Regions from separate parts of the Homo sapiens genome. Here all the other regions are linked to region 1. The links are chromatin contacts, found by Hi-C or POLR2A ChIA-PET in ENCODE. All regions are on one chromosome and are shown on one strand. Each heading gives the region's core, a stretch centred on a gene start or an enhancer-like site at or near the end of the contact. The rest is flanking DNA. Distances are from core to core; before and after follow the strand shown.

Region 1 (4,879 bases), core at 2,071-4,570:
TGGAAGTGAAAGAGATCCAATGACTGGGTGAGTCACCCTTTCTCCACCTAGAACACAGTCCTTGATGGAACTCATGCTTTATCAATTGTTGTTGAGTAGAAGAAACAAATACATCCTCCAATCTTCACTTGGTGGACCTGGCATCAAAAAATAATCATATTAAGTGCGTTTATTAGTACACTTTTCTGGCTTATCTGCCTTTCCAAGTTTCTATTTGAGTTCTTGCCTTTGAAGGGTTTGCAGGCTGTGAAAAGTAACTTAACTTTTTAACAACTTTCTTTGCTTGGCCTTGAGGCAGCTTCAGAAGATAAGACGCCAAAAGGAACTATGTGTGCCTGGAGAGAAAAAAAATAATGGTGAAAAACGTTTATCAGTAGCCTCCGCCAGCACCAAGCAACGCCTCAATTTTACTCAAGCAATTTCCCAATTCAAGTAACATTCATATGAATCAGCAAATAATATGTAGCAAATTTGAATCTATATACTTTAAAAAAAAAAAAAAAGCACTGGAAAGAATCTTAAAAGTCATTGAATCCGTTTTATAGCAAGGCCCCGAGACTGGAAGGGACTGACAGAGCTAGAAATGAAACTTGTTTTTCCACCTCGAGAAAAACGAATCAACAAAAAATACCCTAAGCAATTGCTGGTATCTGAAGCCCACTTTTTTGAGGCTGTTCCCTTTGTTACGTTGCGCTGACCCTAGGCACTTTCTTCCCAGAATGCACCAAGAATCCGAAACTCCAAACAAGTTTGAGATCAGCGTTGGCTGGGGGGAGGCAGTGGGGGTGCATCTACGGGAGCGGTTGGGCTGTAAGCTTTCGCTACATCACAGAATTGTGCCAGTGTTTCTCTTTGGAGTGCCTCGCCAGCTTTAACAACCGTTTGGATATGACTTGCTCGGGCAAAAGTTGTGCATTGGCCCGATCAAGCCTGACTTCTAGCCAAGGTGAGTTCACATCTCCGTTTTTTCCTCCCCCTAATTCGAAAGAGGCTTTCAATTGTCTCCGCCCCTCCCCCCTTCTCCTGGAAAGTTTGTTTTCAAGCTATAAACCCTTTCCAATTCTCGGTTCCCATCTCGGTTGCCTGAGAATCGCAGTCATTAGCCAAGTCCACTTGGACGAAAGCAAAGCTACCTTTGTGTACATAATGAGAGCCACCGCGTGGCCAAGGAGAACCACGGGGAAGAGGGAAACATTTTTGTCTCGAGCTGGCTAAAGCGGGCGGGGGGGGAGGTAGGGTTAAACCGACCGAAGGCGTGTTTTGTGGAGTGGCTTCGAAAGCGGCCGAGGCAGCCGAAGCCGCTTTCGAAGTTAGCAAACAAAGCGTCTCCCCAGTAACCGCCCGGTTCCAGACGAGGCTCCTGCCACTCAGGCCGCGGAGTCGCAGCGTCGCCCAGCCCCCGGCTCCTCCTCCCTGCGTCTCTCCTCCCTCCGCTCCCGGCTCCCCAGCGGATAGGAGCCACCAATCCCAGCCACAGACAACCCTTCAAACGAAATAGCGAGGCGGCCCCCTCTAACGGGCGGCGGGGGCGCTGGCCCCCTCCCTGCGCCACATCTGTCCCGCACCGGGCGCAGCAGCTGATTCATCTGCAGCCAGGTCCGGGAAGGAACTGTGCTCCCGGCAGTTGCAGGGCAGCGTCCGGGCGGGTGGCTTGTCCCCAGGACCGCGCTCCCCCCGAGCCGTTTTAGGTGTGTGTTCTCTTCTGTCCCGAGCAGTCAGCAAACCACAGAAGAAAAAAATCGTAAGGTTGCTGCCTTCTTAGAGAGACGCTTTTTTTCCCTGTTGATTCATTTTAGTCCTGTAATTGGAAAAACCACCCAGGCTTTTTAAACTCTGGCCTCCACGCATTCTAGGGGCGGGGGTGTCTTTTTTTTTTTTTTTTTTTTTGAGGGAGGGTGGCAGGCTAGCTCTAGTTCCTGAAACAGACGCTCCGAAGTCGAGTTAGTTATCCCTTGGCCGTCTTAGTACTCCTCGGGTTTAATCTTATTTCCACAGAGTTTCTTCTGCCGGGATCTCCACCGAGGTTACCGAACAAAAACAGCACAGAGCCCAGACTGGAGGCAGACCCGGGCGCTGTCTCTGCTAGGCTTATTTACGTTTAGGGCTTTTCTTTCCTTTTTTTAAAGTGATGGGGGAAGTCTCATTGTGTGGCATGTGACAGTTCGTTTGCTTCAAAACAACAGGACGTAACCACGCGAAAACTAGAACCAGAGGAGGGGGCATGCGTTTCTTCAAGTCAGCCAAACAGCATCTGGTCTTTGAAAGCGCAATTTCATCAAGAAACTCCTGTTGGATCCCTCCTAACTGTGGACCAAAATAAGCCAACAGGAACGGGTGTTTACTTAATGGCTAGTTTCTGTTTGAAATGGGAGGAGGGATCCCCTAGCAGGGTTCCAATCCGAAGAGTAGACACTGTTGACCGAAACAGACGAGCAGGCACGGCGTGGTCACCCCTTAGCTATAAAAGTGGCCGCTGCCGGGGTTCGGCGACTCGGGGTGTCAGGCGGAGTCTTGGTGAGGCAGGCGCGCGCCCGGCCGTCCCCGGGCAGAGACGTTTAAAGAGCATGTGAGCGTGACAAGTGTCTGTCCGCAACGTGTCAGATTTCGAAACTGCCTTGCAATCCAGTCCGGAACTCGCAGCTTTAGCCCGGGGGAACAGACGTTCGTTTAGGCTGTGTCTCATCATTCCCCCCCGCCCCACCCCCGCCGACCTCCCACTGTCGCTGCTGGAGGAAGAGCCCCGGGAGGAGAAGGGTGCGCCGCGCCGCGCCCGCGTGTCAATGGCAGCCGCGCATTCTGGAAGAAGTTGGTTCTTGTCTCGAATACTTTTCCTCCCGTGCCCCGCCCCTTGAATCAGAGGCGGCTGTCTCGTGCGGCTAGAGCAGGGCCAGTAGAGTTCGGGGCAGCTGTCAAAAACGAGACGGGGAGGCTTTTCTTCCCGGGGGTGGAGGAGGGAAGGAGGGAGGTGTCCTTTTTTCCATCTGTTGCAGTTTCCGAACCAAACGCACCCTCGCCAGCCCCGGGAAGAAAGGCCCAAGGGAGAAACCTGGGGCGCTCGGCTGGTGCCCCCACCGCCGGGCGAGGGATGCGGGCGGTCCGTGCGCGGCAGGCGGAAAGGATCGTGTTTCTGGACCCGGCCACCCCCCGCGTCCGCACCGCCGCCCCCGAGGGACGAGTGACAGCGGCCGCCGCGCTCGGTCCAGTCTTCCCGGCTGGAAGGTGCGGGGGAGGGGCGGAGGAGCGGCGGGGCGGGAGGGGGACGGGGCGGGCGGCTGGGGGCGGAGGCAGGACCTCCTGTACCTTCCCTCCTCGCCTCTCTCACTCTGACAGCGCCGAGGTGCGCCGAGCAGGAGCAGGGAACAAAGGAGCGGAGAGGGGAGGGGAGAGAGTTGGGCGAGGGAGAGCCCCCGGCCGGCTGCCAGAAGATCCCGGCGGGAGGAAGCCCAAGTGTCACTTGAATTCCACCCAAGGAGCGGGCGCCTGGGATCAGAGCGTCCTGTTTAGCAATAACGGCTGGAGCACGTCCTACAAGTTACGGGAGAGTCGGCTGTGAAGGAGACGTTCGCTTATCCCCTGTGTCCCCGCTCCTGGCCCCTCCAGACCCCCGCCTTGCCTCGCGCTGGGAGGGGAGATCCAGAATGAAAGGCAAGAAAGGTAAGGCGGCCGCGGGCTGCGCGCACCAGAAGACGCGAGTCCGGGGAAACGTGCTGGCCGGGCCGCGCCGCGCGGAGTCACTTGGTGGACTTTTCCGCCCAGGGGCTCTCATGCTGGAGTGGCGGCCGTGCTCTTTGTTGAGGCTGCGTCTGAAACGGCAGCGGCTGTTTTCCTGCTAGACACAACACGAGGGGCTGTTGTGGGGCGAGCCTCTCCACGCTGCTGGCACGTTGTCAAGAAACACGCTCAGCGCCTTGTTTGTGCGCCTGCAAGTTTCATTGTCTCCGCCGACACCCCACGCTCGGCCCAGCCGCCGCGTGGCTTCTCGCTCTTTCTCGCGTGCTGGGGATATGGGGTCCGAGTAGGGAGGACCCAGCCCCTCGTTTTTCCCGATCCGGACCCAGGCGGCCGGGGCCGCGGGACCGCCGCGGCTTTGTCTGAAAGTTCCACTCCTAGGCTCCCCCCGCCCCCGCCCCCGCCGCCCCCCTACTCCCAGCCGGGCCCTAGCACTGTTCTTTAGGGATGTGGTGTTTTTACGATCGAAGGAATGCGATTCTGGACCCCCTCATCGCCCTCGGGTGTAAACAGCTTTGGAAAGCTAGACTTTTACAAATCCCCAGTCTCTAAAAGTTTTCCCACGATGAATTTTGGGGCAGGAGGAAGAGTTAGCACCCAGGGCCAGCAGCTTCAAGCGGCATGCAGTCAAAATGCGTCCAAATGTGACAAGCAGGCTTGGTTGTAAGTGCAAAGAGCAAGGCTGTCATTGTTTCCACGAAGTGTTCTGGAAGCTTTACAACTAAAACTTGCCGTCAGTTTGGTTTAAAAACAAAATACACCGGAGGGGGACGGGGGGTGGAGAAACCACACAAAACACCCCGAAAGGTCAGAGTGTGAAGTCCCTTTTGAAGTTAACAAAAATTGAGTCCCTGGCTGGGAGGTCCCCCGAGTGTTCCGCTGTGGGCTGGAGGTGGCGTTTCTGTCGTGATTTATGTGGAGTGGTTCAAAACAGAAGTTAATCACTCGGGAAGCGGACGGGAGGGGCGGCGCTACTGCGCATGCCCGGGAGCCGCCTGGAGTTTGGAACTCCACATTCTTTCAGACCCGGCCCGCTGCGGGGCGTTCCTGGGGGGTAGCCTCAAGGCCAGCGGGGTTCCTTCGGCTGCGTTTCTGTGGGAGGCCCTGAAACGCGCGGAGCTTCCCTCTGCCTCCAGGCTTTCCCAGCGAG
Region 2 (4,879 bases), core at 1,433-3,932, 8.4 Mb after region 1:
ACATTCCTGAGCCACCATGCCCAGTCAACAACCACACTTTATAAAGTTCATATTAACTTTGCAGTCAATGCAACTCTGTCTTCTCAAAAAAACAGCTGGAAAGTCAACTTCTTTCTTTAGGCTACATGATGATCATTATTTTATTCTTATTAATTCATGTTCATTGGATTCCCCATTGCCTTATTACTGGTCCCAATACATCCATGGAATCCGGTTTCTAACACTTACCTAATGTGTGGGTTCAGGCAAGTTTCTTAGCTCTCTGTGCTTCCTTTTCATTACCTGTGAACTGGAGACATTTATAGTATCTACTTCATAGGGTTTGCGAAGCTGAAATGAGTTAATTTATGTAAAGTGCCCAGAACAATGTCTGGTGCATAAGTACTTTATTAATGTTAGTTGTCATTATCATCATCATCTATCGGAGTCTCTCATGATTATATTCCAAACCATCTCACCTAGTCAGAATTTGTCATTAAGAAAACTATGGGCTGGGCACGGTGGCCCACGCCTATAATCCCAGCACTTTGGAATGCCAAGGTGGGCAGATCAACTGAGGTCAGGAGTTCGAGGCCAGCCTGACCAACATGGCGAAACCCCAGCTGTACTGAAAATACAAAAATTAGCCGGTAGTGCTGGCGTGTGCCTGTAATCTCAGCTACTCGGGAGACTGAGGCAGGAGAATCGCGTGAACCCAGAAGGGGGAGGCTGCAGTGAGCCAAGATCACACTACTGCACTCCAGCCTGAGTGACAAAGCAAGATTTCATCTCAAAAAAAAAAAAAAAAAAAAGAAAGAAAAGAAAAAAGAAAACTATGGAGCATGACATGGAAGCTGGATAAGAAACTTGTTTGCAAACTCCAAGAAAAACCAGGACCTAAAAGAAGGGAAGAGTGGAATGGAGGGTGAGCAGAGTAGGGGGCCTAAGCTCTCTATATCCACTTTGAACAGATTTCTTCCCCTTTTTTTTGGTTGTTTATATTCCATTTCTAGAAAAGTTTCATTTGGAAAAAGGGTTCTACTGCTTTGCGGGGCAAAAAGGAACCATAGCTAAGCTGCTAACTAGGGTAACATCCTATCCCCTCTGAAATACAATTAAATTCAGCAACGCCATCTGGATTCAGTGGCTGCTGTGTGCAGAGCGCCTGCTGGGCTCCATGGAGAGGGGAAGGAATCAGTGTCTGCATCCAAGTAGTTCACACTGTAACAGGTGACCTATACACACAGACCCCTTGCCAGGCAATGTGCCCTGTAGTATGGCCACACAGAGGAGGAGTCCTGGGGAGGCTCCATGGTGAAGGTGGCTTTTGAAGGACTGGCAGGGTGTCAATAGGCAGAGATGCATGGACACTAAAATCCAGGCAACAGGAACAGCATAGCCACAGGACCGGGCGTCAGTCACATTCTCCCCGCTGGCCGAATGACGCAAATAATGCTCAAATTCCATGCTGCGGTTTGCTTTGACTGGCGGAGGTGGAGGGGCGCGAAAGACGAGCCAGCATGCTGCACAGCAGGTTTAGCCTCCATGCCCGGGGTTTGGAGCAAGAGAGTGAAAACATCAGAGCTATGTCTTCAGAAGGTCTTGTGTTGTGAAACTGACTGGCAAGCTATCACAGGAAGCTAAGCGAGGTGGCAGGCTGCTAGATTAAAATGATCTCTAAACAGAATTCGCTCTCAGAGTTCATTTTCAGCCTACCTCATTAGGGCAGATTTGGTCTTCTCACATTGTTATTGCTGTATCGGAGGAATCTTTCTAAAGAGAAAAGTGACAGCACACATTGCTGCCATTTGAAAGCCAGCATTTTTAAAGGGCGTAATACATAGTGACAGTTTTGATGTATGCCCGTGGGTGTGGGTCCTGATATCTCAACATACTCTGCCTGCATAATTTAAAATGACAGTTTAGCCTGTCAAACTTAAATGTGAGTGAAGTTCCTTGGATATTTATAAAACATCAAAAAGACAGAATGGTGTCAGCAAAAGATGGGTCTTTTTATTACTAAACCACGGGACGATTTTTGGATAATTGCTGGCAACTCACCTAGAAGCTGAACTTCCAGACAAAGTATAAATTTGGTGGTGCCACAGTTTTGAAGATTATTTTCACTCAATGCAATAAAAGGATATTACAGAACTCTAGCACAAATTGTAGTCAAAGATGGAGACGCGTCAATGACCCGTTTGTTTTTAATGTGTTTTAATGTTTTTGTTTTTAATGTATCCATGGTTTCCAGTTCCCCTGAGAAAGTGGAAATTACCCATGCTAATAAAGCAAGCGTTAGTGCGAAGACCTAGCTGATGTTTGGCTGGTTTTTAGCCCGCTAGCCAGTCACCCTTTATAAAGCCTGCCAAGTTTGGAGCGTGGGTAATTTTACACGCGGGTCTCCACAGATCCTGTCTACTTCGGTAGATTTATTACTAGGAAAGTGCGTGGGGGCACTAATTTTTGTGAATTGACTAATGCGTTAGAATTTTAAAAACCGGGTAGAACGCAGCGCAGGAAGCGAGCGTTCCCCGCCGCAGCGCCGGAGCGTCCAGCCAGAATCCCCCTGCATGCGCAGCCCCTGGCGTCTTACGTCCCACAGGCCCCACCCCGGCGCCTTCCGTCCCGCAGGCTCCGCCTTTGGCGCTGGGCTCTGACGTCACCACCTGCGCCGCTCACAGTAGAAACAGGAAGTGGGACCAAAACAAAGGAGCGGCGGCCGGGAGCGGACTTACCTTACCTTCTCTGCCTTCGGCGCGCTTCTCAGCCGGGCCGCCGACCCAAAGGAGCCGTCCGACTATGTCTAACATGGAGAAACACCTGTTCAACCTGAAGTTCGCGGCCAAAGAACTGAGTAGGAGTGCCAAAAAATGCGATAAGGAGGAAAAGGCCGAAAAGGCCAAAATTAAAAAGGCCATTCAGAAGGGCAACATGGAAGTTGCGAGGATACACGCCGAAAATGCCATCCGCCAGAAGAACCAGGCGGTGAATTTCTTGAGAATGAGTGCGCGAGTCGATGCAGTGGCTGCCAGGGTCCAGACGGCGGTGACGATGGGCAAGGTGACCAAGTCGATGGCTGGTGTGGTTAAGTCGATGGATGCGACATTGAAGACCATGAATCTGGAGAAGATTTCTGCTTTGATGGACAAATTCGAGCACCAGTTTGAGACTCTGGACGTCCAGACGCAGCAAATGGAAGACACGATGAGCAGCACGACGACGCTCACCACTCCCCAGAACCAAGTGGATATGCTGCTCCAGGAAATGGCAGATGAGGCGGGCCTCGACCTCAACATGGAGCTGCCGCAGGGCCAGACCGGCTCCGTGGGCACGAGCGTGGCTTCGGCGGAGCAGGATGAACTGTCTCAGAGACTGGCCCGCCTTCGGGATCAAGTGTGACGGCAGAACCCGCTCTGAGGTTTCCTGGCCATAGCCACCCTTTGAAATGCTCTCTGTGTGTTAGAGAGATACTATACCCTAGAAACTCTGAACACGCCAGAATGCTGAAATGCCCTTCTACCTTTGGGTTTACAGCCCCCTCCACATAAATTAAGAAATTCAGTATTTCTGCACTCTTAGCTGGATTCTAAAGTTCTGTATAGCTCGTAATGATGGTATTTTTATAGCAGCCTTTTAACAGAACTAGTTAATTTCGTGTATATGAATCTTTCTCGAAGATCTGGTCAAAACTGTATTCAGTTTCCTGCCCAGAATGATCAGATTGAAGGTGGTTGGTTTTTATTATTATTTAGTGTGATTGATAGTATCTAGAATGGCAGGTGGTGCATAAAAGTTAAAGAGAGGGGAAAGATTACTTAGTTTGGTTATACAGTTATAAACACCATGCAGTGTATTCGGTGGACTGTGCTATTTCTGTTTATCCTTTGGGTTTTGGTTTTTGTTTTTTTTTTTTTTGCCTTCACAGTGAGACTGCAAATGATTGTTCTCATAACGTATATTATTAATAAATGTGGTCCTATAATTTATACTGAAATTACCTTAGGATATTTTTGCATAATACTCTCTTACTGCTTACATTCTATAAATTTTTCACGTGATAATTGTCTTTGCGTAACTGGGAAAAATGCCGAATAACTTCCTTTATTATCTGGAAAAATTAAATTTGTTCATTTATATTTTCTACTTACTAAATTGAGTTTTTAAAAAGACTTAGTGTGACATTTGACAGTGTCTTTCAAACGAACTTCTCTAACAAGTTTATAGTTATTTTCCTGTTTCAACACTATTAGAAGTCTTATAAATTATGCTAATTAGCATGGCAGTCATGTTACACACTCTTAACATTGCCAAAGAACTGTTGATTTCGTTTGAGAAAACCCTAGGACTGTGTGTGTGTAGGTTTTGTTTTGATTTTAACAACCAAAAATAGAAATAAAATTAGAACTGCGTTTTAAGTTCTAATTTGCATTTATTAATTTGTCCAAAAGCAAGAACTCTTGGAAATCCTTGAAAATATAAGCTGGAATGTTTTACTTAGCCATGCAAGTCATTTATGTATACATCCAGCCAGCTGGAAATCTGAGAAGTAAAGAGGTAGGACTGGAAGGAAGGAGAAAGCTTGAGTCTTTAAGGCTAGAGCCCAGCTGTGCTGCCTGCCATCTTCTCAGGAATGGCAGTGCGTATTTTCTGGCTGAAAAGTAAAGCATGTATCCACCGCTTTCTCATAGCCTCGAAACATGGAGAAAAGCAACTTGCTTTTGCCTTGGCAAGCATGCTAACCTAAGTTAATTCAAGTTTTTTTTAACTTACCCTTTCCTTCACTGGAAGATTTTTCCATAAGAGAATTCCATTGTTTCAGAAAATAATTATAGGGGCCCTTCCAAGTTCTTTGAAAGATTCATAACCAACTATTCACTATTATAACATGTTTCCCAGT
Region 3 (4,879 bases), core at 799-3,298, 5.6 Mb after region 1:
GGAACTCCAGACCTCAGGTGATCTGCCCACCTTGGCCTCCCAAAGTGCTGGGATTACAGGTGTGAGCCACCTTACCCGGCCTAGTTATATATTTTCAAACACACATTAACTAAACAAATAATTATAAGCACTGAGTCCATCAATGTCAATATGACACAGCTTTTTTTCCAGGAAACACTCGCCCAGGAAAATAAGACTGTAAGCCAATATGTAACTTGGCAATTTGCTTCAGAAAATTCCTGCAAATCAATGTATTTGGGCAGGCAGTTTGCTTACCTGGGCAAAGAGCTCGTTTATTAGACAAGTTTACTCCTAAGGACCTTTGCCTCACATGCCTTCCAATCCTGAACGATTATGTCAGAAACTGAGCCCAACCCAACCCCAATCTGTTCTCATGGTTTTGCCGCCTTGCCCAGACCGGTCTCAAACTCCTCAACTCAAGCAATCCACCTGCCTCGGCCTCCCAAAGTGCTGGGATTACAGGTGTGAGCCACCACGCATGACCTGACATTTTATTTCTTTTTTAAATTTATTTTATTTTCATCTTTTTTCATTTTTTGTTCTGAAATTTCATATGTTCAACTGTTTACCACCTAAAATCATCTCATCCATTAGGAGTGGTAGGCACAGCAGCCTTTGATGAAACATTTCCCCTAAAAACACAATAAGAAAGTTCCTCTTCCAGCTCTCCACTGTCTCTCCCACGCCTTGCCTTTCTCCTCCAGTCTCTTATGTCCCTCCTCCTCCCACACCTTTACCATCAATGCCTTTTGCACCTGAGGTCTGCCTGCCTTCTATGACTCAGAAGGACATAAACTAAGGGAGAAGGTGATTTCCAGCAGATGAGCAGACAGTATTCCAGTGAGACTCATAAAGTGGTAAGCAACCTCTGTGCTTTGAAAACATTGTTAACTTAAAATGGAATACTAGACCATCATGGAGCTCATCGTGACACTGGCCACTGTGAAGCCAAATTTCAAGTACGGAAAGTCACCCAATACAGTGCAATGTCACTGCAATTTACACGATGTGATATGAGAGTCTGTACCAAGAAGGCTCCTCTGCCCCAAATTTCTTGCCTTTCATCCATTTGCCCCACAACTCACGGGTGTTAAAGGGCATAACATTTTAACTATAACTTAAGGGAAACTAACTTTTTTTGTTTTGTTTTGTTTTGTTTTGAGATGGAGTTTTGTTCTTGTTGCCCAGGCTGGAGTACGGTGGCACTATCTCAGCCCACTGCAACCTCCGCCTCCCGGGTTCAAGCTATTATCCTGATTCAGCCTCCTGAGTAGCTGAGATTACAGGCGTGTGCCACCACACCTGGCTATTTTTTGTATTTTTAGTAGAGACAGGGTTTCACCATGTTAGCTAGGTTGGTCCCAAACTCCTGACCTCAGGAGATCTACCCACCTCAGCCTCCCAAAGTGCTGGGATTACAGGCGTGAGCCACCACACCCGGCCAACTTCAACTTTTTAACTTTAACTTGAGCACCACTTTTCTGGTCCTTCGAAGGCAAAAAAATCTGAGGAGATATGAGTATAGCAACCTTTGGGACCGGCACGGTGACTTGTGCCTATAATCCTAGCGCTTTGTGAGGCCGAGGCGGAGGGATGGCTTGAGGCAGGAGTTCGAGGCTGTAGTGAACTATGATCACACCACAGCACTCTAGCCTGAGGGACAGAGCAAGACCTTCCCTAAAAAAAATAAATAAAATAATTTAAAAATTTTTTAAACTCAACCATTGGTATTTATGGATCACTTATAGTAGGTAGGATGTTTTCAAGGTCTCCACTACAGTGCCTGTGTGCTTTGATTCTTAAAGAACGCTGTGAATGGTAGGTATTATTTTCCAGTTTACAAATGAATTAACCCAGGCTTCAAAAGGTTTGATGATTTGCCTGAGGCCACACAGCTGGTAAGGGGCAGGCCATGGTTGCCTCACCAAGTCCCTGCCCCTAATGTTACTGGAAGTGGATCCATAACATAAAAACAGCCTCTGGTGTTTCTGTAGCCCTCGTTGGTCTTATAGACTGCTCGTTCATTTTCTCATTTCCTCACGGGACACCCCCTTGAGGAGGCAAGCTGGGGGTATTTTTAGCAATGGTTTGTCAGTTCCACTTCCTCTGGGATAAGCTGCAGCAGGTGGGCGAAGGAAGGAGGAAGCAGAGAGGGACGACTGAGGAGAGAGACCGCGTGGAAGGGAAGGCCGTCACTCCTCTCCAGGCCCGTCCCACTCACGCAGAACACTGTCCTGATATTTGGGCAGCAGGAGGGTGCCCTGCTTCGAGAAGGAAAATTACCAGGGACCCGTGTGCTCTGTGAAATATGTAAGGCTCTACACAAGGAAGGAAAGCAGTTCCACTGAGATTGGTAATAAATAACATAGTTGTAAACAGAGTAAGAGAATAGAGTTAAGGGTCTCGCCAGACTGCCCCAAAAACAAAAAAAGTCCTTGTTGGGGTTCAGGCTCAGCTGTAGGCTTTAAATTGTTTAGGGATATTTACAGTTCTAAGATATAGAAATCTAGGGCAATGAAGGCTCCTGCAACTATTTAAATGGTATCTGTGAATTAGTGATTTATATTATTTCTTTCTGTTTGTTTTTTTTTGAGACAGGATCTCACTCTGTGGCCCAGGCCGGAGTGCAGTGGTGCAATCATCAGTCACTGCAGCCTTGACGTCCCACCTCAGCCTCCTGAGTAGCTGGGACTACAGGCGTGAGCCACTGTGCCCGGCTAATTTTTATTTTTTGTAGAGACAGCGTCTCCCTATGTTGTGCAGGCTGGTGTCAAACTCCTGGGCTCAAGTGATTCTCCCACCTCAGCCTCCCAAAGTGCTGAGATGACAGGCATGAGCCGTGGCACCTGGCAACTCGTGCTATTTCTAATAGCTACTTATGTTGAGCACCTACCATGAGGTGGGCACATCACCTATTGGCTTCTCATTTTCAGATTAGGATGCTGAAGCTCAGCTAGCAAGTTTCTGCATTGAAATTCAAAACTAGGATTGTCTTGCTTGAATGGCTTTGCGTCATCATGATGGAACTTCCAGAGATCAGTCATATGTTACCCCAGCATCAAAGAGAAAAGAATAGACTGGACTGGCGAGCATAGAGTTCCCATTTATGTGCCTCAAATTCCATCCCATTTACTACCTTGGGCATTTTAACAGCCTTTTAAAGAAATATGGGCAGGCGCGGTGGCTCACACCTGTAATCCCAGCACTTTGGGAGGCCACGGTGGGTGGATCACCTGAGGTCGGGAGTTCAAGTCCAGCCTGACCAACATGGAGAAACCCCGTCTCTACTAAAAATACAAAAATTAGCCAGGTGTGGTTATGCATGCCTGTAATCCCAGCTACTCAGGAGGCTGAGGCAGGAGAATTGCTTGAACCTGGGAGGCGGAGGTTGCAGTGAGCTGAGATCACACCATTGCACTCCAGCCTGGGCAACAAGAGCAAAACTCCATCTCAAAAAAAAAAAAGAAAGGAAAGAAATATTTAGAAACTGGCCAGGCATGGTGGCTCGCTGTAATCCCAGCACTTTGGGAGGCCGAGGCGGGTGGATCACCCGAGGTCAGGAGTTCGAGACCAGCCTGACCAACACTCAAAATACAAAAATTAGCCAGGCGTGGTGGCGGGCACCTGTAGTCCCAGCTACTCAGGAGGTTGAGGCAGGAGAATCACTTAAACCTGGGAGGCAGAAGCTTCAGTGAACTGAGATAGTGCCACTGCACTCCAGCCTGGGTGAGAGAGCAGTACTCTGTCTCAAAAAAAAAAAAAAAAAAGGAAATATATATATATGATATATTCTATATCTAGAATATATATATAGAATATATCATTCTATATATAAAAACCTGTTTATATACAAGAAAACCTAATTCATTTGAAATACAAGGAGGATTTTAGCTTTAGTTTGATTTTTTAGAACAATAGAACAGAAGCTTCTAAACATTTTTGAACTTGACCTACAGAAAGAAAAGCCCTTTACATCATGCCTCAGTATACACAAATACACATGTGTGCAACAGAAGTTTCACAGAGCAACACTTACTCTACCTGTGAGAAGCACTCTGACATTTTGTTCTATTTTATTTTATTTTATTTATTTTTGAGACGGAGTCTCACTCTGTCACCCAGCTGGAGTGCAGTGGTGCAATCTTGTCTCACTGCAGCCTCCGCCTCCTAGGTTCAAGTGATCCTCCCACCTCAACCTCCCTAGTAGCTGAATTACAGACATGCACTACCACACCCAGCTAATTTTTGTATTTTTAGTAGAGACAGGGTTTCAGCAAGTTGGCCAGGTTGGTCTCGAACTGCTGATTTCAAGTGATCCACCCACCTTAGCCTCTCAAAGTGCTGGGATTACAGGCATGAGCCACCATGCCCAGCCCCTTCTGACATTTTAGATTCTAGTCTAATCTTTCTCTTTTTTTATTTTTGTTCATAGTCTTCCTTAATTATCTTTAAAAAAAAAAAAGTGGTAAAAACGTAACATGAGCTCCATCCTCTTCACAGGTTAAGTGTACAATACAATGTTGTAAACTATAGGCACAATGTTGCACAGCAGATCTCTAGAACTTATTCATCTTTAATAACTGAAATTGTATCCCCTTGAACAACTCCCCATTCCCCCTTCCCCAGCCTTCCCCAGTAGCAATCACCATTGTACTCCTGGCTTCCATGAGTTTGACTATTTTAGATATCTCCGGTAAGTGGGACCATACAGTGGAAAACAGTAAAGAGGTTCTTCAAATCATTTTTTATTTAATTAATTAATTAATTTATTTGTTGAGACACGGTCTCACTCAGTCACCCAGGCTGGAGTGCCATGGTGTGATCTGGGCTCACTGCACCCTCCATCTCCCAAGTTCAA

The links. A loop is a pair of places that touch in the nucleus more often than their neighbours do. ChIA-PET counts read pairs that join two places held with the same protein, here RNA polymerase II (POLR2A). Pooled maps may share reads with other maps.
Region 2: a map of CD8-positive, alpha-beta T cell shows a loop between it and region 1 (22-fold over the local background). The contact joins the promoter of CHMP1B here to the promoter of TGIF1 in region 1. A Hi-C loop is called at or near these places in 2 of 168 maps with a recorded cell type or tissue (CD8-positive, alpha-beta T cell and naive thymus-derived CD4-positive, alpha-beta T cell) and 6 of 50 pooled maps. POLR2A ChIA-PET finds 5 or more read pairs at or near these places in 1 of 52 experiments (T-cell).
Region 3: a loop to region 1 is called in a map with no recorded cell type, with 10 times the contacts of the local background. The contact joins the enhancer-like site here to the promoter of TGIF1 in region 1. A Hi-C loop is called at or near these places in 1 of 37 single-sample maps with no recorded cell type and 1 of 50 pooled maps. POLR2A ChIA-PET finds 5 or more read pairs at or near these places in 1 of 52 experiments (Panc1).

What each region holds. Positions count from the first base shown.
Region 1 is chr18:3,446,852-3,451,730 of GRCh38, forward strand. It overlaps TGIF1 (TGFB induced factor homeobox 1), which reads left to right and starts at 3,321. Exons shown (of 3, transcript NM_003244.4): 1 at 3,321-3,654. The coding sequence starts at 3,639. LOC124904237 (a long non-coding RNA gene) reads right to left here and starts at 3,805. Exons shown (of 2, transcript XR_007066269.1): 1 at 3,681-3,805; 2 at 155-335. RefSeq lists silencers at 1,341-1,410, 3,071-3,180, 3,211-3,370, 4,011-4,060 and enhancers at 1,532-2,153, 2,121-2,260, 2,154-2,773, 2,361-2,550, 4,638-4,879.
Region 2 is chr18:11,848,731-11,853,609 of GRCh38, forward strand. It overlaps CHMP1B (charged multivesicular body protein 1B), which reads left to right and starts at 2,683. Exons shown (of 1, transcript NM_020412.5): 1 at 2,683-4,879. The coding sequence starts at 2,782. The coding sequence ends at 3,381. The region is part of intron 5 of GNAL (G protein subunit alpha L); the gene reads left to right. RefSeq lists enhancers at 2,536-2,775, 3,044-3,093 and a silencer at 3,100-3,394.
Region 3 is chr18:9,067,768-9,072,646 of GRCh38, forward strand. No RefSeq gene overlaps it. Among named protein-coding and RNA genes, the nearest start is that of NDUFV2, 32 kb to the right of the region's middle. Within about 2 kb of position 2,049, at least 3 of the 41 ENCODE cell types and tissues checked have a DNase peak (open chromatin) inside an H3K27ac peak, as active enhancers do.